Regions from separate parts of the Mus musculus genome. Here all the other regions are linked to region 4. A link is a loop called in an ENCODE intact Hi-C map of the cell type or tissue named here. Cell type or tissue: left cerebral cortex. All regions are shown on one strand.

Evidence for each region. Hi-C counts contacts between places; a loop is a spot of excess contacts. Peaks named below come from ENCODE experiments on the same cell type or tissue, not always from the same donor. Only the 100,000 strongest peaks of a DNase experiment are listed, where the experiment ranks them.
Region 1: it touches region 4 in a loop (3-fold over the local background); 14 of 42 quality-filtered maps call a loop at or near these places.
Region 2: a loop joins it to region 4, with 7 times the contacts of the local background. A loop is called at or near these places in 6 of 42 quality-filtered maps.
Region 3: it touches region 4 in a loop (8-fold over the local background); 31 of 42 quality-filtered maps call a loop at or near these places.
Region 5: it touches region 4 in a loop (6-fold over the local background); 19 of 42 quality-filtered maps call a loop at or near these places.

The regions. Positions count from the first base shown.
Region 1 is chr6:42,323,217-42,328,216 of GRCm38, forward strand. Fam131b (family with sequence similarity 131, member B) reads right to left here and starts at 1,424. Exons shown (of 7, transcript NM_029528.5): 1 at 1,226-1,424. The coding sequence starts at 1,253. In left cerebral cortex, CTCF peaks have their summits at 2,193 (motif pointing left) and 3,788 (motif pointing left); DNase peaks (open chromatin) are centred at 388, 895, 1,554 and 2,187; H3K4me3 peaks cover 2,492 bases; H3K27ac peaks cover 2,037 bases.
Region 2 is chr6:41,601,596-41,606,595 of GRCm38, forward strand. It overlaps Ephb6 (Eph receptor B6), which reads left to right and starts at 3,916. Exons shown (of 18, transcript NM_001146351.2): 1 at 3,916-4,225. Gm27549 (a small nuclear RNA gene) reads right to left here and starts at 710; the gene lies at 649-710. In left cerebral cortex, CTCF peaks have their summits at 2,898 (motif pointing right) and 4,691; DNase peaks (open chromatin) are centred at 2,978, 3,128, 3,599, 3,820 and 1 more place; H3K4me3 peaks cover 2,246 bases; H3K27ac peaks cover 2,055 bases.
Region 3 is chr6:42,225,077-42,230,076 of GRCm38, forward strand. No RefSeq gene overlaps it. Among named protein-coding and RNA genes, the nearest start is that of Tas2r144, 12 kb to the left of the region's middle. In left cerebral cortex, a CTCF peak has its summit at 2,368 (motif pointing right); a DNase peak (open chromatin) is centred at 2,367.
Region 4 is chr6:42,581,104-42,586,103 of GRCm38, forward strand. It overlaps Gm38798 (a long non-coding RNA gene), which reads right to left and starts at 624. Exons shown (of 3, transcript XR_869010.3): 1 at 487-624. In left cerebral cortex, a CTCF peak has its summit at 2,605 (motif pointing left); a DNase peak (open chromatin) is centred at 2,594.
Region 5 is chr6:41,759,127-41,764,126 of GRCm38, forward strand. No RefSeq gene overlaps it. Among named protein-coding and RNA genes, the nearest start is that of Olfr459, 11 kb to the right of the region's middle. In left cerebral cortex, CTCF peaks have their summits at 900 and 2,764 (motif pointing right); DNase peaks (open chromatin) are centred at 723 and 2,776.

The DNA.
Region 1 (5,000 bases), 260 kb before region 4:
CTCTCTCGGAGAAGAGTGGGAGCGAGGGGAGGGAGGGGGTGGCCTTTGAGGAAGAGGGGGAGCTGAGTCAGAGCCTTAGGGGGCAGGGAGATGGAGGGGAGGAGAACAGGGAAAGAGGTAAAAGCAGAGGAGGGTCTCCATGGAAATAAACCGGGTCTCAGAAATCAGGCTTCCGGAGAGTGTAGTTTGTTTGTAATAATAATACGAATTATTCTCTCAGCCTGAGGTCACTAGGGCGTGTAGGCGGGAGAAATTGGGAGTTAGGAAGGGGAAAATTGGGGGGTTTGGGAGAGGACTGTACTAATGTGTTCAGCCCTAAAGTGGAATGGATGCGTAGGGTGGGGGTAGGGGGCGGTAGTAAGGCAGGGGCTGGAAGGAGAGGACCATTAAGGAAGCGCCTTTCTTCCCTCCCCCTGCCAAAGGTAAATAAAAAGCCGGCCCTGCTCCGCCTGCCCCCGCTGACAGGTGCAGGCGGGTCCCAGGGTTCCTAGGCGGACCCCACCCTCTGGGAAGCGGACTCCCGACCTCTCTCGGGGAGGTAAACCTCCACCTCCTCCCTGAGTCCACGGCTCTTCCAGAGCACCCCGGCCCAAGACCATTCCCTCCAAGCGTGGAACCCATTCCCTCCCGGTGGCACACGCTCTTCCCGCCCCCGCCCCAGAGGGAAAATGCACGTGAACAAAGCAAATCGGGGGGAGGCAGGAGCGACGGGAAAAGGCTACCAAGAGGGAAATGGTTGGGGGCAAAACACACATGCCATATGGAGAAGAGGGTGAAGATGGGAGGGGGCGTGCGGAAGAAAGTCAGGGATGAGGCTGGAGAGGAGGTTCTGAGAAGAGGGGCTGCTCCCGAAAGAAGGGCTCGGGGAGGCTCTGGCTACAGCAGAGTAGACGCGAATGGCCTGAAGGTGGAGGGATGGGGCCATCGGGAGTAGGGAACAGCGACTGAGCCGCGAAGGATGCTGTGGAGAGGCTACCAGGGAAGGACCGCGCCTGCGGGAGGGCGATGGAGAGAAGGCTATGAGCTGAGAGGGATGGAAGCCCTGGAGGCGCGAGGGCACAAGGATAGAGGGACCTTAGCGGATGGAGGGAAAGTAAAGGCGCGAGGCAGGGCCGGGCGGGCGCGGAGGGAGGTCCCCAGGGGCAAGGATGGGGATGGGGGAGGGGGCCGGAGGAGCGCCCCGGGGCGAGCTTGCCCCTGACCCGCGCCGGGCTGCGGTACCCACCCACAGTCCGCGAGCCGATGCAGCCCATGGCTCCGGGGGCCGCCGGGTCCCGGCCCTCACCGACTCGGGGCCCTCGCCGGGGGGAGCACCGGGAACCGCGCCGCCGCCCCAGCCGCTCTGCAGCGCCGCGGCTGTCTCCGCTCGGCTCCGCTCCCCCCTCCCCTCTCCATCCCTCCCCACGGCAGCCTCCGTCGCCGCCGCTGCCGCCGCCGCCACCGCCTGGCTCCCCCGCCCCGCTCAGCTCTCCGCGGCCGGGGAGGGGGCTGCTCGGGGATTGGCTGCGCGCAGAGCCTCCCCGCCCTGCCCCCGACCGGGCACCGCGCTCCCCGCGCCCCTCGCCGCGCTGCAACCACGTCCCTCCGCCTGTCCTTCGCAACCCCCGCCCCTGAGCTCCTCGCCATCCCCGCTGAGTTCTCCCGGGAGATGCTGATGGAGAATGTGGATAATAACCCGCTTGTCTCAGGAGCCCGGTCAGGAAGCCAGGGCCCACCCTTAGGATATGCTTGATGGACTTTGAGGGCTGCGGGGTGAGAAGGCCGAGAGAGAAAGTGGGGCGGAGATGAGAGAACACCCTGCTTGGCCTTGGGTACCAAATTCCGCAAACATTTGTTTTCTTCCTGATGCTGCATCTGGGACGCACGAATCGGGATTGGATGCTGTTCTGGTTGCCCGGCGTTTCACGTGCGTTGCTTTGCCCACCCAAACATATTGTGAAGTCTTTGCCAGTGGATGCTGCGAGATGCTTCCCTGTCCTCTAGCTGTTTTGGGATGGGTGTGGGGATGGTGCAAGTATTCTAGCTCTAGGCTTGGGTCCGGATGGGAGGAGAATGGGAATAATTCTATTGCAGCTGTAGGGAAATGAAAATATCAGGATCGGAAACCGGCCGCAAGACATGGCTTTAAATCAGAATTTAACTTTTCTGAGCTTTATGTGGATGTCCGGAAGCAGCAAAAGGGAGAATACTGCCCCCTGCCGAGAAGGGTCAGCACTACACCAAGGGCCCCATGGGAAAGGAAAGGGAGATCTGAGTTGGGAGAGTCAGCAGGCACTATTTCAACTGGCAAGAAGAGTCTAGAAGACACACTAGGAAGGACAAGGAGACCATTTCCTCTTAGTCGAACCAGTAACTGCAAACCTTGGGCAAGCGGGTCTGGGTGGTACCATTGACAACAATGGTAACAACAAAAAGCAAACACTAATTCTGGGCCAGCTTGTTTTCCATAGGTTTTTGTCTCTTTCCTGGGATTAGAGAGGAAGAGGGGCAGGAGGCCTTGTGGGTTTGAGGCAGAGAAAAAGGGCATGCCTTACACGTGTAAGTTTGTGACATTTAGATTATGATTGAGGAATTACGTCTGATGACATCCCAGATGAAGATATGGGAGAGGATAGATATTTTTGCTCATTTTGGTACTATAACAAAATTCCTGAGACCAGGAAGTTTATAAAGATTGGAAGTTTGGAGGCTGGAAAGGCCAAGAACTTAGTGTTTGCAACTGCTGCAAGTGTCCTAAGGGCTTTGATGCATTGTAACACTTCGAGGAGATGATATGATGAGACAGGATGAATATGTTAGCTTCAGCCTCTTTCATAAAGCCTCTAGTGCCAACCTCTGTGACCTTCACTAATCCTTACTATTGCTCTAAGACCTTGTATCCAAATAGCATTACCATATGAATTCAAGGATTAAATCCAAGTCGCAGATTTGAAGGGCCACTTGCAAACTCTATCAGAAACTGGCACTAACTGCAGATCTGGGAGGTGAATTTAGAAGGTCTGGGAATTTGATCTGCCCAGCTGCCTTCTGGTCCCTGCAATGACAGTTACTTCTCAGCACATGGGGCATTCTGTCCCATTCTCTGGATCTTTTGAGGCAAGGCTAATGAGTTCCAGTTTTCATAACCAAAGCAAACTTCCTGGAAGACAATTTGACAGTATAGATCATATATATATATATATATATATATATATATATATATATATATATATGTAAAATATTTAAAATTTCATCTGCTTTTACACTTGTTATCTGCTTAACATAAATTGTTCGGGAGGCAGAGCAGAAAGATTGAGTTCAGTCATGGCTGGGTTACGTAGAGAGTTCAAGAACAACACTGCTAACTTTGTGAGACTCTTAATCGCAAAAGGAAATTTTACAAAAGGCCTGGGTGAGCACTTGCCTAGAATATCCAAGGCCCTAGGTTCAGTTCCCAGCAACAACCGCAGTTCTAGTTTGCTATCTACTGCTATGATAAACACCATGACTGAAAGCAACTTGGGCAGGAAAGAGCTTATCTTACAGCCTGCAGTCCATGGGAAGTCAGAGCAGGGCTATAAAGTAAAATGATTAGTTTTTAGTTTGTGCTTAAAACAATACATATCCTTCCTGCCTTCCATCAGTTGTTTTTTTTTCTATCCAAGTAACTGATGGAATTTCTTGAGAAATACTTATGTTTTACACAACTCTACCTCAAACAGACTTACAGTTTGACCCTCAGCAAAATCCTAATATTGATTGGCTCATATTTGAAGTTTTAGAATACAAGGCTCTGGCAGAGTGCCCCCATGTGGCACTTCCTAACTGGTTCCCTTTGGGACAGAATCCCAAGGTGAAACCATCTCATCACTTCTCTTGTTCCTACTGCATGCCTGTGGCCCCTTGGGGGTACCTCTTGGATAGAAGAACACAACCACAGGTCAGTGGCAGTACTGTGTACTATGCAGACTCTTGTCCTAGGATCTATGGGTAGAATAAAAAAAATCCATTAACTTTGTATGGGGAAAAAAAAAAACCTACATCAATATTCACTAGCAGGTAACTGAAACATTTCCTTTACTTGAGCGACCCCTATAAGCAGAAAACCACAATAGTGTTACATCACCAATGTATCTTCATCAGCGGTCAGAATCACAGATGCTTGCATTACAGAACAGTCTTTGGAGATCTTTTTCTATGATATTCTTTACATTACTACTCTTTTGAAATCATTAAAAAGTATACTTAAAATTATATTTGCTTCTTACATTTGTTATTTAATGATTTTATTGAGAAGCAACAAGGCATGCACGAAGCCCTGGGTTTTGTTTTGGTTAAGGCAATGATAGTAATTATTTTATTTTGAGAGGTTTTTGAACATATACTGTGATTACATTTAACTACCATTTTACTCTATTACTACTTTCCCTGTGAACTCCTTTATCTCCCTAGATCCCCAGTGGTTATACCACTGAAGAAAATGTTCCCTTCCCCCCAGTCTAGTAGCAATTTTCAGCCAACAGCTCTTCAGGAAGGGCCTTGTAGTACCTTTGCTATCATTGATGGGATGCTGAAAGTCTTTTCTAGTTGTTCATAACTGCTGTGTGTCCATGATTCCACACACAATTCTTGAATCCTCTAGTTCTTGAGTTCTTTATGGCCACTCTTTCGCAATATTTGATGCTGTATATGGCAGCAAAGGCCTGTAATCCCATTTCACTGGAAGGTGAAGACAAGAGGACTAGGAATTCAAGGTTAGCCTTGGCTATATGGCAAGTTCAAGGTTATCTGAGCTATAAGAAATCCTATCTAGGGCTGGGAAAATGGCTCAATGCTTAAGAGCACTGGCTGCTCTTCCAAAGGTCTTGAGTTCAATTCCCAGCATCCACATCACAATTTACTGTCTGTAATTTCAGTTCCAGGAGATCTGACACTTTCACACAGACTACCATGGAGGTAGAACACCAGTGAGCATAAAACAAATTTTAAAAATTTAAAAACGAAACCCTATTTAAAAATAA
Region 2 (5,000 bases), 980 kb before region 4:
AAGTTGTGTGCGCTGGAGATAATGAATTCTGTGCGGCATATGCTTTATTAAGGTCTGCTTTTCAGCTTTAAAAATGTTTAAAGATTATTATTCTTTATTTATCCTTTCTAAAACACCCCTAAGCACCTAATATGGGACAAGTATTGAGCAAATTACAGCAAAGATTTATGCTAAACTTCAAATGGTACTCATTGCTTTGGTTTTTCATAGCTGCAGACTACGACATACTTTAGCTGATGTACTGTATACTCTCTTCCCACTATGAATACCTGGTTGAAGACTGGAGAGATGGTCCAGTTGTTAAAAGCATATCTTTACCCAGGACTGATTCCCAGCGTCCACATGATGGCTCACAATCATCCATAATTTCAATTCCGGGCAATCCGATGCCCTCTTCTGACCACTGGCACCAAGCACACTCACAGTGTGTGCCAAGGGCCAGCCTTGGCTTGGTTAGGGAAATCCTGAGGAAGGAATGTTTTGGAGTGGTGGAAGAAAAAAAAACCTCGAATTCAGTGATGAGTGTAAGCTGACAGCTCTGTAGTCTGCTCAAGACAGCTCTCTCTTGATAGGAAAAATTCTAAACACATTCTGGATAGTTCATTTATTTTCTGACCCAAGTCAGAAAGAGTGCTAAAAAAAAAATTCTTGTGTTTTCTGACCAAAGTCAGAAAACTTGCTAGGAAAATTCTACAAGAGCTCTGTTAGCTCTCTAATTAGTTTTTTGGTTTTCCAAACAAAGTCAGAAAACTTCCCAGACAAATTTCAAACAGGAACTACAATAGCTTTCCAGACAGTTCATCTTTTATAGACCAAAGACTAGTCTTTGATGTATATATCAATTCAGTCATTTGCCCTAGGTTCCCTTTTGATTATCCCATGAATCAGCATTTTATGACCTTAGCCCCTTGATTCTTGAAATATAACAGCAAATACATTGTTTTTAACATAGCAAATGAATTCAGAAATCTGTGTGCCTTTGTAAACATAAATAATAAGCTAGCTGAGTGGATCCCAAGATCACCACTCTCACCATTCCTGGACCTAAAGCTGCTCTATTCCAGGCTGACCTTGAACTCAGAATTCTATCTGCTTTTGTAAGCATAAACACTAAGTTTATCTGGGTGGGATCTTGGCCTGAGGTCACCTTTCCCTTAGTCTCTTTATCTCCTTAATATTCTTCTGTTAGGGCTGCTCAGAGAAACCCTGTCTCAAAAACAACAACAACAACAACAACAACAACAAACAACAAAATATCCGTCTGACAAACCGGCTACCTCTGTTCTTTTAGGTTCATGAAGGCCCTCATAAATTCATGTTACATCCTTATATTTTGCATAGGTGCAAAATTATACACTCTTGAACCCATTTTTCAGAGTTCTTTGCCATAGCCTTAAGGTCTGTCTTGAAAGTCTCAGTGTCACAGAGACAAATTCTCATTTCCTAGGATCGTTCTGTTCTTAATTATCATGGAATCATTAACCTTGGCAGAAAAGACTTTCCCCCTGGTGGGGGAGCATATATATATATATATTATGTATGTGTGTGTGTATATATATATATATATATATACATTTATATATGTATACATATGTGTGTATATGTGAATATATATGTGTGTACATATATATGTAAATACTATATAGTATACAACTTTATATAGATATATATAAAGTTAAATATATGTATTATTATACTGTCCAAACAAGCCTTACACCTAGCAACCATCAACACTAATGGAGGCCCACTCCCTGTTGGCTGCTACAGCAGGAACCTTGTGATGTCTTCCTTTCCCTTCCCTTCCCTGCCTGGGCAGGACTCAGCAAGTGTGTATACATACATCCAGGCAAAACACTGATACACAATAAAATAAAATATAAAAACTTGGTTTGAAATCATGTAGATTAGGATATAAGGCTAATTGTAATAATAAATTGAATCTTCTATGCATCCTGGATACAATAGTGTTTTTTTTGAAAACCAGACACATTCATGTTTTCTTAGCAAGAAAAAAATTGACTGATTACATAAGTCTAAATTAATAGAAACAGAATTTGTAATATGTCATACAATAAAAAGAAAACAAAGATTTTATTGTAATCACAATGCAAAGTTTTGCTAGAATTTCTGGGCTTCATAAAGAAATATCTATATTTTGGTTTTGTGACTATGTTTAAACATGCTTTATGTACTTTCTTACTTTTTAAAGTTTCCAGGCATGTAGGAAAGGCTGGAGGTACAGGGTATATGTTTAATGAGAGCACCAACAGCATTCCAGATGGTAACAGGAAATACATAGATGCCCAGATAGATGTGATGATAGATACATGGTAGAATTGTCTAATAATGAAGATGTTGCAAGATCAGCCTCCCCCCTTTTTTCAGTCGTTGAAAGCATTGGAAACAGTTAACCACAAATAAAGAAAGCTCTTTATCAGAAAGCTTAGAAACAAATGGAAGAAATACGAGTTATAGGCACACCAGTGTAATTGAAGTTTTAATGAGGTCCAAATGCAGGTCATTAAACTTAATCAGGCTTATTAATTGATCCTCGATATTATGAGCGAACAACCTCCTGTCCAAGTAGGGACTCGTTATTTGTCTTTATCTTTCTATCACTCATTCAGCCAATTCATTAACGACTGTTTCTCTCGCAGTACCTCAAGGAGTTTCATTGTTTGGTTTCTTGTGCATGTTGGCTCATAGTCTCTTTCACAATTTTCATTGGTTTCTAAATGTTCTTTAAGTACCAGTTATGATCAGCCCATAAGCAGCTAGCTAGTACTTTCATAAGGATGCCTTTGAATAAGTGAAAGGGGGTATAAGATGGGACAGGGTAATAGGGGCGAAGGGGTGTGCAGATTTCACAGGATACCTGTTCTCCCTCAAAGAACCAGCAGGTGGTAGCAACACTTCGTGCGAAGGCTGCAGCCCTGCTCCGCGGGACCTAAACAATAGACCCCCACAAACCAGTACTCTAGTTTAGAAATGGTTAGGGCTGGGTAGAAACTCTTCTCCCTAGTAGCAAGCTCGCTCTGTTCCGCCCCTGCATCCAGGTACCGACTGAGTGGACCTTCTACGGCCTCTCATCACTGTGGGATGGTACTCTGCGGAGCGCGCGCCAGGGAGGTGGCACCTAGACTGGGTGCAGCGACTTGTCCAAGCCAGGTCTGCGCCAGGCACAGACATCGGACTTCCCGGACTCCGCCCCAGGCTTCCCTGCCTTTGAGGCGGTTGAAGGTTCAATTCAGAGGCCCCATCGCTGACCCAGATTCAAGGCACAGAAACAGATACAAGTCTGAAGCTAGCACAGGGACCTTTTCCTTCCCAGACGCTTGCACTGTCTCTGGTTGTTCTGCCCTCCCGTGCTCCCAAGACTTGTTTCTCCTTCCACCTCCTCCTTTTTTTTTTTTTTTTTTTCTTTTTTCTTTTTTCTGCTCACGCCCACCTCAGTTCAATCCAGAGTAGAAGCCCCACTGGTTTAGTTCCTAGAGTTAAAGAAGAGAAAGGGAGGAGCCATAGGCGCAGCGCCTGGGCTTCAGCCTGGCCATCAGCTGCCAGCCAGTAGCGCTTTGCTCCGCTGATGCTCGGGCGCGAGCTACAGGGTTTTAAACACGCCTCGCAGCGGCGCCCACTGGCCGCCTCCTCCCGGACCCTAACTCGTGCGGTCCTCCTGCCCACGTCCCCTCCGCCCGCCAGGACCTGCGGGAGGAGGCCGACCCTCCTCGGCACACGGGCGGGCCCAAGGCGCGCCCAGCGTCTCCACTGCACGCCCCGCTGGGGATCCGGCGCCGCGCACTTGGGTCCTAGGCCCAGAGGGCGGGCTCGGCTCCCGGAAGAGGAGAGCGAGAGCGGCTGAAGGGGCTGGAGAGGGGCGGGCCAGGCTGGGAGAGACGAGAGGGGGCGGGCCCGGCTGCGTTCGCCCAGCTAGCGCTGGGGAGCAGCGGGCGTCCGAACCCGAGACCACAGCTCAGCGACTCCGATCGTGACACCGGCCCCCGCACGATTCCCCAGGGCCCCGCCTAGGGAGCAGTCCCTGCTTGCAGCCTTGGGTCCTCTCCCAGAATCCCAGAGACTCTAAGCTGCGAGCAGACGCGGGCCCCTGGGAAGCGAGGTCCCCAGACCAGAGAGGACACGCGCGACGCTAGGAAAGATCTGCGAGGTGCAGATCCACCGCGGGGGCCTCGGGGGGCGCAGACCTGCAGAGCTGGAGGCCGGCGGGAAGGTGAGCCCGGGATTTGGGAGGTCGGAGGGTACTGTGTCTGGAGAGTAAGGGATTAAGGTTTGCAAAGTAGAGGATCTCTCTAGCCTGGGCCTATGCACACCCTGGATGGGGGTCTTTTATGGGGGAGTACTGGGTATAGCTCTCCAAGGCGAGAGTAGGTTTCTGAGAGACTGCCCCTTCATCCATGCTCTTTATTCTGTGTGTCCTGGGTATTAAAATTCTTCCATCACGTTTCCATCGACCCTCCTGTGCCTGTGACTTGGTGTGTGTGTGTGGGGAGGGGGGTAACCTCACAAAGGTCAGGCTCCCAGCATTCAGAAAAGGTTTGTCCATGCCTCTGACTCCTGTGGCATCTCTCCAATCCCCTCGCTGCAGGGTGGAGCTGGCAGGGGCAAGGGGCAATCGACATCTACAGCCCCCTTAAGCCTGGAAATAGAGGCTTGGAATTTGAGCCCCAACCGTAAGCACGCCCCCTCCAGTGGCAAACAAAGTATCCTGCTTGCTCCTGCCCCAGCTCCACCCCCTCTATGCATCTGGGTGCTTGGCCCAGCCTGCCTCTGCCCCTGCCCACTGATCTTGGCCGTCTGGCACCCTCTCTCCTCCCATCCCTGGGGGAACTGGCAGGGGACCAGCATAGCTGATGTTGTAATATCCCTGGCAGTGCCCATGTAGAAGTGCTGCCCAGCCTGTTCCCAATCAGTTAACTCAGGCCCTCCACCCATCAGGGGAACTTGACTCAGGTGGCTCTGGAAGGGAAGATGATGCTTCTCAAAGG
Region 3 (5,000 bases), 360 kb before region 4:
AAGTAGTAGGCAGAGTGTGCATAGACTATATAAAGTGTTTAGGCACACACACACACACACACACACACACACACACACACACACACACCAAGTCAGATGACTTTTCAGGTCTCTGAAGTGTCTCTAAGAAAGTAGGGCAAACGTCTATAGAGTCTGGAGTCTAGACAATCAGTCCCCACATATCAATGAGTAAGCTTCAAAGTCCAAACTGAAACATTGGAGATTATATGTCTAGAACTGCTCTCTATGCCGTCTCATGCAGCCTCTGACCAAAGAGAACCATTTACTTTCCCACTGGAAGTCTACCTCATTTTTCATTCACCCAGCCTTAATTCGGGCCCTCGCCCACAGTACAGTGCAGCAACATCAAGGAGAATTCATCAGCAAATCCTTCCGTTCTAGGTGAACCAAGAGAACAGGTCACCCTAGTACTACCCAAGACACTGAAGTACAGCTTTCAATAACAACCTTTGCTACATTGTTTGTTTTTAGGCCATTCCTTTATTATCGGGAAACATATATAACCATATGCTCTTGAACTACATATGTACTTTCACACACACACACACAAACACACACACAACTTACATACACTCACATCACCTTCTGAAAATCCTCCAGAGACTTTTGATTGCCATAGATGTGTCCACTGGCAGGAGGGTGGGGGAAAGCCCTCTGCTGCATCTCAACTCACTCTTTTCTTGATCGCTCTTGATGGGTTTTTTGTTTTTCTTTATACACCCTAGCCAACATAATCACTTAAAGAGCTTGATGAATTGGCTCCTTTGTAATTTTGATTTTGGATATGTTCAATCATACAGAAAAGTAGAAGAGATGCTGCACTCCTGCCTGTGTATCATACTGTACTCATGTACTGTGTATTATATTTAATAAGTGCTGCTTGGGATCTGAAGTGTCCCCCAAAGGCTTAGGTGTTAACCATTTTATTCCTACACAGTGCTGAAATTGAGGGATTATTGTATTATGAGGGCTTAATCCATGGATAAATACACAGCTGAGTTCATAGCTGAACAGACCAGAAGGGTCCTGCTTGGAAGAAGTACAACCGTAAGTGAACGGAGTTGTGTCTTTGAAGGGTATTTGGGACCCTGGTCTTTTCCACACTCTCTTCCACCTTTCTAACTCACCCTTCTTCTAACCACAATGAAACGAGTTCTTCTCCATACGTCTCTCTCAACCATGACACTGTCACACCATAGGCCCACAGTGATGGGATGGAGTGACCTCTGACAGAAGCTTCTGAAACTGCACACCAGAATAGTTATCTCCTCCCTTAAATCGTTAATCTTGGACATTTTGTTACAGCTCCCATTAACATTTTGCCAGAACTGATCGGTGAAGGCCTTTCAGGGAAATTACAAGTACATTTTCTTTTGAGGGAGAATACTATACTTCAAATACCTCAGATATTTCAGTATCTCTTGTGTCTCTAAAGCTAAAGATTTTTATGGGTTCTTGGACTTCACATAAATTTCTACTTTCTATAAAAATGAACTGGGTCCCAAAATTAGTCTTTGAAGTATAAGCTGAAATGCACCAAAACACTCCTCTGAAAAAATATAAACATCGTCTCTAATATAGCCTTGATTATCCCTTGGAGTGGAGGCAGGGGGTATGGCAAGACAGGCTCTCACTATGTAGCCTGGTCTGGACTAGAACTTGCTATAAGACCAGGCTGGCTTCAGTCTCACAGGGGTCCTCCTGACTCAGTGTTCTGAGTGTTGGGATTAAAAGTGTGTGCCATCATGCCCTGCCATGGGACACCATTCCAGTATTTACAGGAAACATGACTAAGCTCCATAAAATCTAAACTGTGATGGATATTCGTTCTTTCCTACCACCTCCCTTGTGTCTTCTCCATGCCCCTTTCCATAAACTCTCTTGATAGACAACTCTTTCTTCTGTCCATTTCTATGCACATCTCCTCTGGACTCCTCTCCTCAAACCACATTCCACATTGAAATGATGCCCACTAGTATAGTACTCTCTTATAGATCAAAGTTTAACTTTAGAGATTAACCAGTGTGTAGTTTGGTGATTTCGTTGCGTAAATACTCTCAGCATGGCAAAATTCAAACTACCAGCAGGATCTGTTCAGTGGGTTTTGGAGATGAGCTAGCTTCCTTCCAAACAGGAACAGAGGGCATCTCCAGAGATAACGTTTTCTTCAGTCCAGCATAATAATATTTGTGGTGTTAGCAAGATACTCAGCTCCTCCTAGACTTGGTTTCCTCGTTTTTACACAGGATTTACTGATTGTTTGCATACTTCTTTATTGATTGTTGACCGTTTTTTTTTTCCATGCAGTTTCTAACATGGTGACGATTGGATGCGTGGCCACTAGATGGCGATCGAGTCATTTCTTTAGCACAAACCTTTTCTGTTACAAGTTCAACACTGAGCAAACCATAATTCAAATACACGAATTAAACTGGTGGAGTTTATTTTCCTTTCTGTAAACTTTTTACTATGAAAGTTTTTGTGTTTTCCTTTGAAATTCTCCCCGGAAACTCCAGATCCTGGCTCTTCTGTACGGCCATCTCTCAAGGCCTCGTATAGAAGCTGTTCTGGCTCCGGAATGACTAGTCCCCGGTGAGCTGTGGGAAAAAAATGTATCCAAAGCCACACCTGTCCCTGAGGGATCTACTTCGTGGCCTTTGCTGTCCTTCTCTCCTGAAAGAAGGCAAGATGTCCTCCATTATCACATTGCCCACCTAATCTGTGAACGGCGATCATAAATCCATTCAAATCGTTTTATAGATACAGATTGAGCAATGGTGTAAACCAGATATTATATCAGACACAGGCCAGGCATTCCACAGATGAAGGAAGCAAGAGCAAACAGTGCTACAGTGAAACAAGAAATTCACATCAACCAATCCTCCCTTGGTGCTGAGAGGGTAAGTGGACATCAGCTCCCATTCACAACTAAGAGACTATCTCCAAATGGCAACACTTACAAAGGAAAAGTTAACTTTTTTTCCAAAGGAATTTCACTGGGTTTACAAACCACACATAAGGACAGGCCTCACACTCATCAATAAACGGCCATGACAAAATAAACTCAATGTTTTTTTGTAGATATATATTTTTTTGTTCTTACTGGCCTTTTGCTTGTATATTATGGTTTCTGCTTCTGTGTTCCTATGGCTTATTTCTTCCTGTGTGCTCACATGTGATTGCCTGTTTGTGTGCATGTGTACTGTTTTATTTTTCTTTAGTTTTGTTTTTTTAGTTACAACTTGTTTGTTTTGTTTGTTTTCTAAACAGAAAGGAGAGTGGAGTTGGGTGGAGGGGAGGTGGGGAGGACCTTGGAGGAGTTGGGGGAGTGGAACTGATTAAAATATAAGATTTGACAAATGTGTTTCAATTTTTTAAAAATGAAGTAAAAGAAGAAGGGAAGCGATATCTGCATCAGACACTGAAGCAAGCTGAGTTACAAAATAAGCATAAGAAGTTATGGAAAAAGCAGATTCATTTACTCATAGAAATTTATGACAAGTGTGAATGATGTGAGAAAGCTGAGATTATTAAAGGGACTGCACAGGAGTCATAGCTCACAGATAGACAAAGTTAGGTCCCAGGCTTTTAATTAATTCAAACACAAATTCACATGGATAGAAAAAATAAAGACTTTAAGCCTATAAAACAAAACCGAGGATATAACTCAGTTGGTAGAGTGCTTGCCTAACATGAATAAGGTCCTGGAAGTTAGCCACAGGCACTGCATAAAACCAGGTATGGAGGTGCACACCTGTAAGCCCAGGATTTGTAAAGTGGAGGCAGGAAGATCATCTTCAACTACATAACAAGTTTGAAGCCAGCCAAGATTAATAGAAACTCTGCCTCAAAAGTTAATAATAATAAAGTTATTATTATGAAGTTAAAGTTATAGCCAAAGAGTTGGAGGTGACCTATTAAAGAACATTTCAAAAGCTCTAGCCATGCATGAGACAAAGACTGATTGGATTTCCATTGAGTATGCAATGAGTGACAGCAAGGGTCACTGGCTATATCTTTAAACAAGAGACAACTAGCTGAACTCTACAAGGGAATGTCCATGTCCATGTGTGTGCGCCCACACACACACACACACACACACACACACACACACAATCTACAGGTGGTGGTAATCCTGTGGGTCAGGAAACCATGCTCACTAATAACCAGAAATATGAATATTAAATCAGCAATAAGACTTAGCTACCTTTATGAACCCACAGCTTAATTTCTGCAGCTTCAGTTACCCTGTCACCAGAAGATAGGTGAGTGGTATATCATAAGATTTTTGAGAGAGAGAGACCACATTCACATAACTTTTATTTTATCACTAATATTTGCTAACCTCTTCTATGCCACTTTTACAAACTAAACTTTACAGTAGAAAAAACATAGTATGTATAAAGTTCAGTGCCATTTTTTTTTTGTTGCAACAATCCACTGGGGGGTCTTAGAGATAAGGAGACTATCACAACACTTAACATGTCTCAAAACAATAAAAATTTAGCAAACACTGATGAGAATGTCAAAAGGGAGGATTCTGCTACTGCTGCTGCTGCTGCTGGCTGGAGTGCCAGACTGCGTTGTCATTCTCGATGCACACACCTGGTGAAATAAAGCACTCACATGCCCTTTGACTCAGAGATCCACCCCGGGGAGGGTTCCAGGAGAAGTTCTGCCACCAGTTTATAAAGGGACACAGATAAGGTCTCCTGGTGTCATTGACGTCATGAGTCCACATATCCCCAATGGGGAGAATGGGTCAACAAGGTGTGGTAGATAACCAGGGTAAGGCATGTAGGAGTCTGAAGTGATTAACTCAGCATGTTGATAGCCATGTAGACAGTGTGGAGTGAAGGACATAAAAGGAAAAGCCAGATCTGTAGTACAACCATTTATGATTATAAAAAGCGCATCAGGTGCAACATGACCCTATACATTAAAGAAGGTAATAGTTAGGCCCAAGGTTAATATTCACC
Region 4 (5,000 bases):
TGAAAACCTCCATCCCACCCCTCCCCCTGCTTCTATGAGGGCGTTCCTTCACCCACCCACCCACTCCCACCTCCCTACCCTTGAATTTCCCTACACTGGGGCATCTATGGAGCCTTCATAGGACCAAGAACCTGTCCTCTCATTGATGCTGGACAAGGCCATCCTCCCTCCATGTGTACTCTTTGGTTGGTGATTTAGTCCCTGGGACCTCTGGGGGAGTGGGGGTCTGGTTGGTTGATACTTTTGTTCTTCCTATGGGGTGGTAAACCCCTTCAGTTCCTACAGTCCTTTAACTCCTGTACTGGAGACCCCTTGCTCAGTCCAATGGTTGGCTGCCAGCATCTGCCTCTGTATTTGTAAGGCTCTGGCAGGGCCTCTCAGGAGACAGCTATCTTAAATATATTAAGTGATGTGGAAAGACCCTCTGTGGGTGGCACCCATTCCCTAACACTGGGATTCTGGATTGTATAAAGTGAAGAAGGCTACCTGAGCTCCGGCATGCTCTCTGCTCTTGACGACAGATGTGATGTGGCCAGCTTCTCCAAGCACCTCCCGCTGCAATTGCTCATGATGATGACTATAACCTGGAAATGCCTGCCCAAATAAACCCTTTCTACCCTATGTTGCTTTTATCTCTGTGATTTCATTATAGCAACAAGAAAAGAAACCATGACAACACTCTAAGGATTCCACAGTTACTTGCACATTAATGCTGTACTGTTTGTTTAGAATAGGCAAGATTAGGAACCAGCCTAGATGTTCATCAACAGACTGACGGATAAGGAAAATGTGATATGTATACATAAGGGAATTTTATTCCACTGTAAAGAAAAACAAACTTATCACAACCACACAGGAAAAAATATTCAACTGAAAGATCATTATACGAAGCTAAAAAAGTCAGTCTTTAAAAGAAAAATACTGTGTGTTTTCTCTAAGAATGTATGTGTGTGTATGTGTGTGTGGGGGGGGGGGGCGGGGGGTAGGGAGAGCAGTCAGGCCATGAAAGGAGGAAGGGAACTATTAAAGGGTATGAAGAAGGAAAGGTGATGGGGGTAAAAGAGGTAATGAAATGTGCAGGTCAAGAAACAGAAGCCAGTACCACTTAGGAGGAGGAAGGGGGGGGGTGGTCAGTAAAAGTGTGAGAGAAAAGATAAAGACTATTGGCAAGGGAGTAAATAAATACAAAATGTCAGATAATTTTGTAGGAAAATGTCACTATGGAACCCAAAATTTAACAAAAAAAATGAATAGAATGTCTTCTTGTAATCTGTAAATTCTGTGACTCTAGAGGTAGGAAAATGGTATCATACTTACATTCCTAGGACCTCTCCTGCTTCTCCAACCCAGTTTCTCTGTATTTTTTAATATTAAATTTTATTTTTAATCACATACATACATACATGCACACACACACACACACACACACACACACACACACTGTATCTTGAGTATATTAATTTCTCCCTCTCTCCAATTTCTCCCAGGTTACACATCTTCCTCCCTGTTTTCTGTCCTTCTTTTATAGTTTTTAATCTGTTAATGGATGTTTTTAACACACTGAGTTCCACTGGTCTTTCTCTTATGTGCATGGGCACAGAGTCATCTATTGTAAAGAGAGAACTCACCAGTGACCACACCTCTCCCTCAGAAAAGTGATTCTCCTTCCCTCAGGAGCTGATCCAACTCCCTTCCTCCCTCAACTTCCAATAGTTTTTCAGCTAGTAACTTTTAGCTGGGTTTGATCCTGTGTGAGCCCTGTGTAGGTCTCCACAGCTGCTTTGAGTTTATGTGAGCAACAGGCATGTCATGTCCAGAGGACAGCATTTCCCAACACTCCTGCTCACCCCCTGGCCCTTACATTCTTTCAACACCACATTCCATGATGTTTCCCGAGCCTTGGCATGGAAGGATTGATTCAAGCGTCCTATTTACAGCTAAACATGAACAATCACTTACTCTCAGCACTCGGAACAACAGTAATGCATCTCTGCCTTAGTCACTACCCACTAAAATAAGAAATTCCTCTGAGCAAGATTCGGAGCAGCACAAATCTATGGATAAAACCATAAGTATCTGGAAGGCAGCTTGACAACATGACCATTTAGAAAAGCGTCATTGGGTTCTCCCTTAGGGCCTATGACTTCCATAGCCATTGGTTTTGATGGACCGTGTTCAAAACACCAGGCATAAGCACTCCTATGCTGCTGGCCCCGGATCCAATCAAAAGAGTGTTTATTTACTGCTACTACTAGATAAGTAGGCGCAACTTGTCTCCCAGGACAGAGTTGTAGCAGGCAGTGTCCAGGTCTTGATTTGATCACTGATATCTTTTTTTCCTCAACACCCTGAAACTTTCTTTTTTTCCTGTACTTCACCGACCTTTCATGGCTATTCCTGTTCTTTGTAACTTATTTGGAGCAGGCTTTTGGCTTCTTGGCTCCTTTCCTTCTGTTTTTGAAACACTATGATAGAATTTTGCAAAAGAACTCATTTTATTTCTTCAATCTGAGGGTGGGGCGGCGGGGCGGGGATGGGGGTGGGGTGGAGGTACAGACGCTGCTGAAATTTCAGCCTGGACTTAGGGCGCCACCTGGAGGCGAGACAAGAAAGAGCCCAAGTTATTTAGCTGACAGAAATTTGGGGACTCCTCCTAACCTATAGGAATGTTCTTGGACTATATATAGTAAAAAGGGGTTGGTCATAATATCTAGATGAAAACGGAGTTTCTTTAAAGTTAATGTTTGGTGGGATTCAAATGACATGGAGAAGGAAAGGGGCTGGCAAGAAGGAAACCAGAGACCCAGAAATGGAAGCTTGGGGAATGTATTTAAAAGTCAATCATTTTCCTTGAAAGTTTCTGACTTCATCTCCCACAAAATGTTGCTGTAGCTATTCTCATAAGAACTAAATCTTGCATGTGGAAAGTGGGAAATGGCAGATCACTTTTTGGTCATCCAATCTGACCGTCAATGTGGTTATGTTAGCTATTATTAGTCAGAAGAGAATAGGAGAAATATTAGTTTTGCTGTGAGTACCCTGTAAAGACTGTTTTGAATTTCAGCAAATAGGGTAGTTTTCTGTAAGGACACGAGTTAGGGATCCTTAATCATTCTTCTACAATCTAACACAACCACGTGTACCTGTGGAAAGCTTTTTTATGTGTTAGGCACTGTGTTATGTTGGAGATAGAACTTTGAGAAATACAGGTGTCACCCTTGTCTTAATGAAATGGACAGTCGAGTGGAGTAAGAAAACACTAAATAGACAATTTTAAGAGTGATAAGATTTTACAGTTGCACGATGTGACTGTAGATAGACCATATACTGACTTATATATATGTGACTATAGACCATAAGACCATATACTTACTTAGTCGTGACACGTGGCTGGACATGTATTCTCTTCTAAGAGAGATACTTGGGATGTAGCTCAGTGGTGTCCAGTTGTTTAACACGCTGAAGACTCTTGATTTGATCCCAAGCATCCCTTGATCCTTGCATGTTAAGCAAGTGAGTATCATTGGGCTACATCCCTGGCTCTAGAGATATGGATAGACAGATGCTCTTGCCATAGGCTGATGGTCCTTTTTCTGGGAGGATGTAGAACTTTTGGACCTACCTTAAAGTCATAGACTCCTGGTGGTTGGGTGGGCCTTGAGAGCTATGGTCTATTTCTACTTTCTGTTCTCTCTGTTTCAGATTTGCTAAGATAAGAACAAAGGTGAGAGCAAGCTCCTGCAACTCCAAGCATCCCCTTTCCTGACATGATGCACTTTATTTTCTGAAATCATGAACAGAAATAGACTTCTCCTCCTTCGAGTCACTTCTGTTAGATACTTGGTCACAACAATGAGAGGAATAAATGGTACTCTTTGAATCATTTATCATCCTGGCCAACATTTCCATCAGACGTAAGCTATTTTATGTTTAACTGTCCTCACACGCTGGAACCCAGGTCATAGGAGCAAAAGAAAGACATGGACACAGGAGCACATATTCAGGAGAAGGTTCTCTGTGAGAGAGGACGGGTGCCACACTTCTCAAGCAGCAGGCAGGGGAGTTCTTGAAGAAAGGGACAATATTTTACTTGTCAGTAAAAGAAACACAAATCAACAGAAGCAAAAGCAATACTTTATTGATTTAGTAAATAAGACAATCTGAGTCTAGTCATGGAGCTTGAGTCACTACCACATCAAGATTCTTGAAAAATGTCCTAGGAGACACCGTTCTTCTTTTTTTTTTTTTAATAGCTTGTCAACTTTTATTTACAGAGTCCCATATGTGTGAAGATAATGCTAATACAAGACAATTTTACACTCATATGATTCATAGATGCCATGATTTTAAAAAGAAACTCTTTCCCAACTCTGTTTTTTGTTTTGTTTTTTTTTTTGTTTTTTTTTGTTTTTTTTTTTTGTTGTTGTTGTTTCTGTTTTTTTTTTTTTTTTTTTTTTCAAGACAGGGTTTCTCTGTGTAGCCCTGACTGTCCTGGAACTCACTCTGTAGACCAGGCTGGCCTTGAACTCAGAAATTTGCCTGCCTCTGCCTCCCAAGTGCTGGGATTAAAGGCGTGCACCACCACACCCAGCCCCAACTCTGTTTTTGTCATGCATTAGAAAAGTGCAGTGATTGGCAGGTTTAATTAAATCTTTAAGCATATGTAGTAAAGTCACTGGATTCAGCAAGTCAAGGGCTGTGGTTGACCATTTGTGTATTCATGCTTAAATTTGTGCTGGGGTATCAGGATCTCTTGGCTGACAGCCCATTTCAGCCATGTAGAGATGAAAGTCAGTTCTCAGTAGAAAATTTTACAAAACATAAAAACATAAAGGATTAGTATATTCATTCAGATAAGGACAGTGGAGACAGCACCCAATGATCTATGTTATTGATTTAGTATTTTTTCATTTTATGTGTATGTACATAAGGTACACACACATAAATATATATACATGCATATATTTGTCGTGTGTGTGTGTGTGTGTGTGTGTGTGTGT
Region 5 (5,000 bases), 820 kb before region 4:
TAATGATGAGGGATAATAGAACATGCTACTCTTGTTCCCCTTCAGTGTCTACATTAATGGGCACTAGTGGTCAAGGAAGAACATATTCATTGAATTAGGTGCAATACAGACAGAACGGGCCTTAAATGCCACACAAGGGAAGACAAGGCACATTTGATGAAGCATGTTGAAGGCAGTGGTTGAAGGAAAAATACCTTTTCTATTTGTAATTCTATTATGTAGGTATGTCTCTGTATCACATGTGTGCCTGGTGCCTATAGAGGCCAGAAAAGGGTATCGGATTCCATGAAGCTGGTATTTCATACAGTTGAAAACCATAAAGTGGGTGCTGGAAATGAAACCCGGGTCCTCTGCAAAAAGAACAAGTGCTTGTAACTGCTGAGTCTATTATGGCAATCTTTAGAGACAAGTATCTTCCAGTGCTTTGGGTTTATCCAATTTGGTGATCATCAAAATTGTGTAGCCCCGCAGATAACTTGGTGGTTGTGTGGCAATTTAGGAGTTCTATTGACTTATTCAGAATGAAACTAAACTAACCCTCTGGTAGACAAAAGGAAAAACAGAGTAACATAAATTTTACAGCTTAGATGGTTTTAAGAGTAGAGAAGAAATAAATTGCATCTCATCTAGCTTGAATTGGAGCTGCCCAATTTAAGAACAAGTACTAATTAGCTAACAGGAAAGCTCAGCTGTGACTTGGCTAAAAATGGGACCTCTTGCAAAATGCACTTAAAATTGAGCTCTACGGAGCTGATTCACATTCAGTCCATGTGAAAACTGGACTCGTACTCACAAAACAACATGTGGAAAAGAGTTTGGCATATTTTTAAAACTGAAGTGTACTTTTTGAAGATATGGCCATCTAGCTTGTGTATGGTATCACTGCAAGTGATCTCTGGACTGGAGAATTGAGATGACGCCCTTTAGGTCATGTGTCCCTAGCTGAATTTACTTGATTGGCTACAAGTCAATCTAATAACCAAGAGAGGATCTGGGAATAAGAAGGGCATCTTTAATAAAAGAAAGAGAAGGGAGATAGGCTTCGAATGCTTTTGAAGCTTTGCAATGATGTTTGGAGAATATAATGAGCTTGGGAGAAAATTGAAGCAGTCATTTTTAAAGCCTTACATTAGTGGCAACTCCAAACCTTTCAAGTAACTGAATCATAAATTAACATGGTCTATTTTAAAAACCATTCTGATTGAATTTAAAACTTTGTCTAGGTATGCATGGTAGTTTTGATTTCGATGCTTAATTTAATTCATCCACACTGTAACTTTATCATAAATAAAAATTATAATTCTTTAAATATTGGAGATGGAATCATTTTTGTTTTTGCATTTGTTTGGTAGCCAGCTCTGAGTGCCTCAAAGTCATCATCCTCCTGCCTCAGCCTCCCAAGAGTTGGCATTGCAGGTGTGAGACATTGTGCTGACATCTCTTTATCATAGTCTTGCTGAGATACTATAGAAAAGTGTGCAACTCATGAACGACCGATCAAGCCTCAAGGAAAGGGGGCTCCATTAGTGTTAGGAGACAGGAGAGTAACTGCTTTCCATCCACTTTTGCACTGTTTGGAAACCATTTAAAGTTATTAATAATTCATCAAAACACATGGAATAATCCTTGAAACAAATAATTACATGTGAATCAAAGAAAAGCAATCTCATGTGAACAGAGTGCTATCAGGAGTTGTCCGACCAAGTTTGAACCCCATCTTGGCCCTCTACTTCATAAATGGGCTTGAATGTAGGATTTTATTTGAGTCTATCTTATTTTCTTTATTCATAACATGTGACAGACCATAACTGAATTCTGGCAGACTGGTTCCAAGTCTCCCGTAGATGCAAAACCATGAATACTCAAATCTCTGATATAAAATGATGTAGTATTTGCATATGACATACACATGTCTTCCTATGTCCATTTTTATTTCCCTGTTACTTTAAGTCATCTCTAGTTAATATGTATTATGAGGGGGATGCTCCCCACTTTCTGTTATACTATAGCTCTTCAGGAACAGTGATGAGAGGAAGTCATCATGTACTCAGAACAGATACAACTGTCGGGAGGGGAGCTCTGCATCAGAGCGTGGTTGAATTTGCATTTGCAGAATCCATGACTTTGGACCACTGCTGGTGGTTAACTTAGATGGCTGTGGTGGAGATCAGAAGACACATCTGTATGGTTTTTGCCGCACAGAGAAAGGTTATGCTACCACACGAACCAATGAGACACCTTCTGCTACTTATTTTTCTCCAGACAGTAGCTCAGTACAGTCTTCATTTTAAAACTATTCATAGTTTCTGGCTCATACAAATAACTGTTATCATTCTCAAAAAGTGACATATGTGGCTACAAAGATGGCTGAAGGTGCTCACCAAGACTGAAGACCTAAGTTTGACCTGGAACTCACATGGTAGGAGAAAAACAACTGCTGAAAATTGTTCTGATCTCTATTTGTGTGCCATGGCATGCTTACACACTTACACCAATTAATTGATTAATTATATGTAAACAGGAGAAAAAAATCATGGACTTCTCTGAAGCAAGTTTTTGAAATTCAAATTGCTTCAGAAATTTATCCTTCTTAATTTTCAAAATTTGTGTCCCCAATGTGCTCACTTCTCTTTTTTTCTTTTGCTCCCCTAGCATTGGAAATGCACATTTACTCTAATCCCTGCCCCATTCTTCCTAACAGCTTCCAGACAGTTCAGCCTAGGGGAGGTCAGATATCCTGTGTGCATTACTAATAGTGACCACTAGGTGGAAGTGGTGACACACCTTTGGGAAGACAGGGATCTGAGCGATGGCAAAGTGCCCATGTAGATTCTGGCTTTTTAGAAGATGGGCCCTAACAATAATTATTTATTACAGTTAACTAATTTATAAACATGAGGAAATTATATTAGTGTCAGCAATTCCCTCCAGCCAAAGTGTTTTCATATCACCTCTGGCCACTGTAATTGGCATCATCCAAAGAAACAGCAGGTTTGCTCTGGGCATATCCTAATTTAGCAGTCTAGTCTCAGGTCTCTTGTCTCTCCATCACTGTGTACTGTGTCCATCTGTGCACCACATATTAACATGGACATAACATTCACAGTGCTTGTGTACACTGTGAGAGCCTTTGGAAATTGGAGGATAATCTGGACTAGTATGAGGTAGAGAGCATGGCTGGCTGCAAATAACAGAAGGGGGTGTCAACCAAAATCCTTTAGTGAAGGTTTCCTTGTCTCAATGGTCAGAAATCCTGAGCCACCCTCTTTCACACAGTTACAGGTTATAATCTGTATCCATTTAAATATTTGATAATGCAAAATTGCAAAAGCAATAACATGTCCAAAGAGAAGGTGTTTTGTCAGAGAACAGATGACATCTCTCAGGTAGTTAACATGTGACCATGCCTGGTGTGTGCATGCATATGTCAGCATGTTGCAGTGGTAATGGTTAGGAGGCACCAACATGTGCTTTGGTGTTGGCCACACTTGAATTAAATTTAATTCGTGTTTAGGTGTTTCTTAACTTCCAGGCCCCCATTTCCCATTTGTAAAATGGAGACCAAAATTTTTTCTTAACCAAGTCATTGTGAGTATTAGAAACCATGCTGACAATGTACAATCATGACACACTAAGTTCACACTTGTGCAGTCTCAGGCACTCCTATTCTCCAGTCCCACTGTAAGCCATCCAGGCTTATACTCCCTGGATTTTGTTTGCATGGGCTCTTGCTGTCTCATAAGCCCTCATTCCATTCCTCACTAACTCATATAACCTCTGTGAATCCACCTTTCATATCCTCAAATCTCCCGTTCTGCTCTAGAGGGAGTCATTCTTTGTACTACACAATACTATCGATCCTCCATTTTATGATGAGATAGATTCTAAAGCCATTTTAAATGCAGAAACTACTTCAGGCAGAAGTCTTTGCATATCATCTCTAGTCACTGTACCTAGCAGCACCCAAAGAAATAAGAGTTGCCCTACAGTAGATTCTAGTTGAATATCTCAGGTTCAGCCCAACGTCTTTTCTCTATTCTCCATCATGTCAGTCACATTCTGTATATCCACACATTTACTTAACATTAGTAGCATCCTGTGGCCACTGTGAACATATTATATTGTAGCAAACTTCCTAGCTTAGCCAAGCCCAATTTAAATGTATCCACATTCTATTCCTCTACATTTGAGCAAGATCTTCTAACACAAAGCCTACTTCATACTGATCTGATGACTACCTCTTACACACATAGATGAGTGTTTGGTAGACATGAAGAGATGCAGAAACACAAACCACAGCACCAAGAACAAATGTGTAGCAAGGATACTAGGGCATCAGTTGTTCACTGTACAGCAGCATAAGAGAGCATTGAACACATATTGGCAACTCAAAATCTGAAATGTGATATCTACTGGATGCAAATTGCATCACAGCATTGTAAGTTTAAAAATCTGTAAGTTAAAATACTGTAGATAAAACTTCTCTAAATGGGAGACTGAGTGCATTTTTTCTGTTTTTTTCCCTCTCTTCTACACATTTTATGGCCTTAAGTTGACTTAACACCTACTTACCATCCTCTTTTTCTAGATCCTTCTCCCCTCTTCAGTTTCCCCTTCAAATACACACACACACACACACACACACACACACACACACACACACGATGTTTAACTAAATGGAAGGAATTAAAATATAATCCATATATACATAAAGAGATCAGTCAATTTTTGTCACTAGATACTGTCATTCTTTTCCAGATTGTGATTATGTCCTTCTAATATGATAACCTGTATCCAAGAGTTCCCTTTAATTACTGACTATATAATTCAGCAATATCTGTCCTTACAGTTTTTCCGTTGTCCTCCTGACAGGCTATCTAATACTACTAACAATGTTTTTATATTTTACAAGAAATACCTAAGCCTGGGTAAATTGGTAAGTGAGGCTTTATTTAGCTCATTGTTCTAGGAGTTAAGGGATCACAAAGAATATGGTTAAA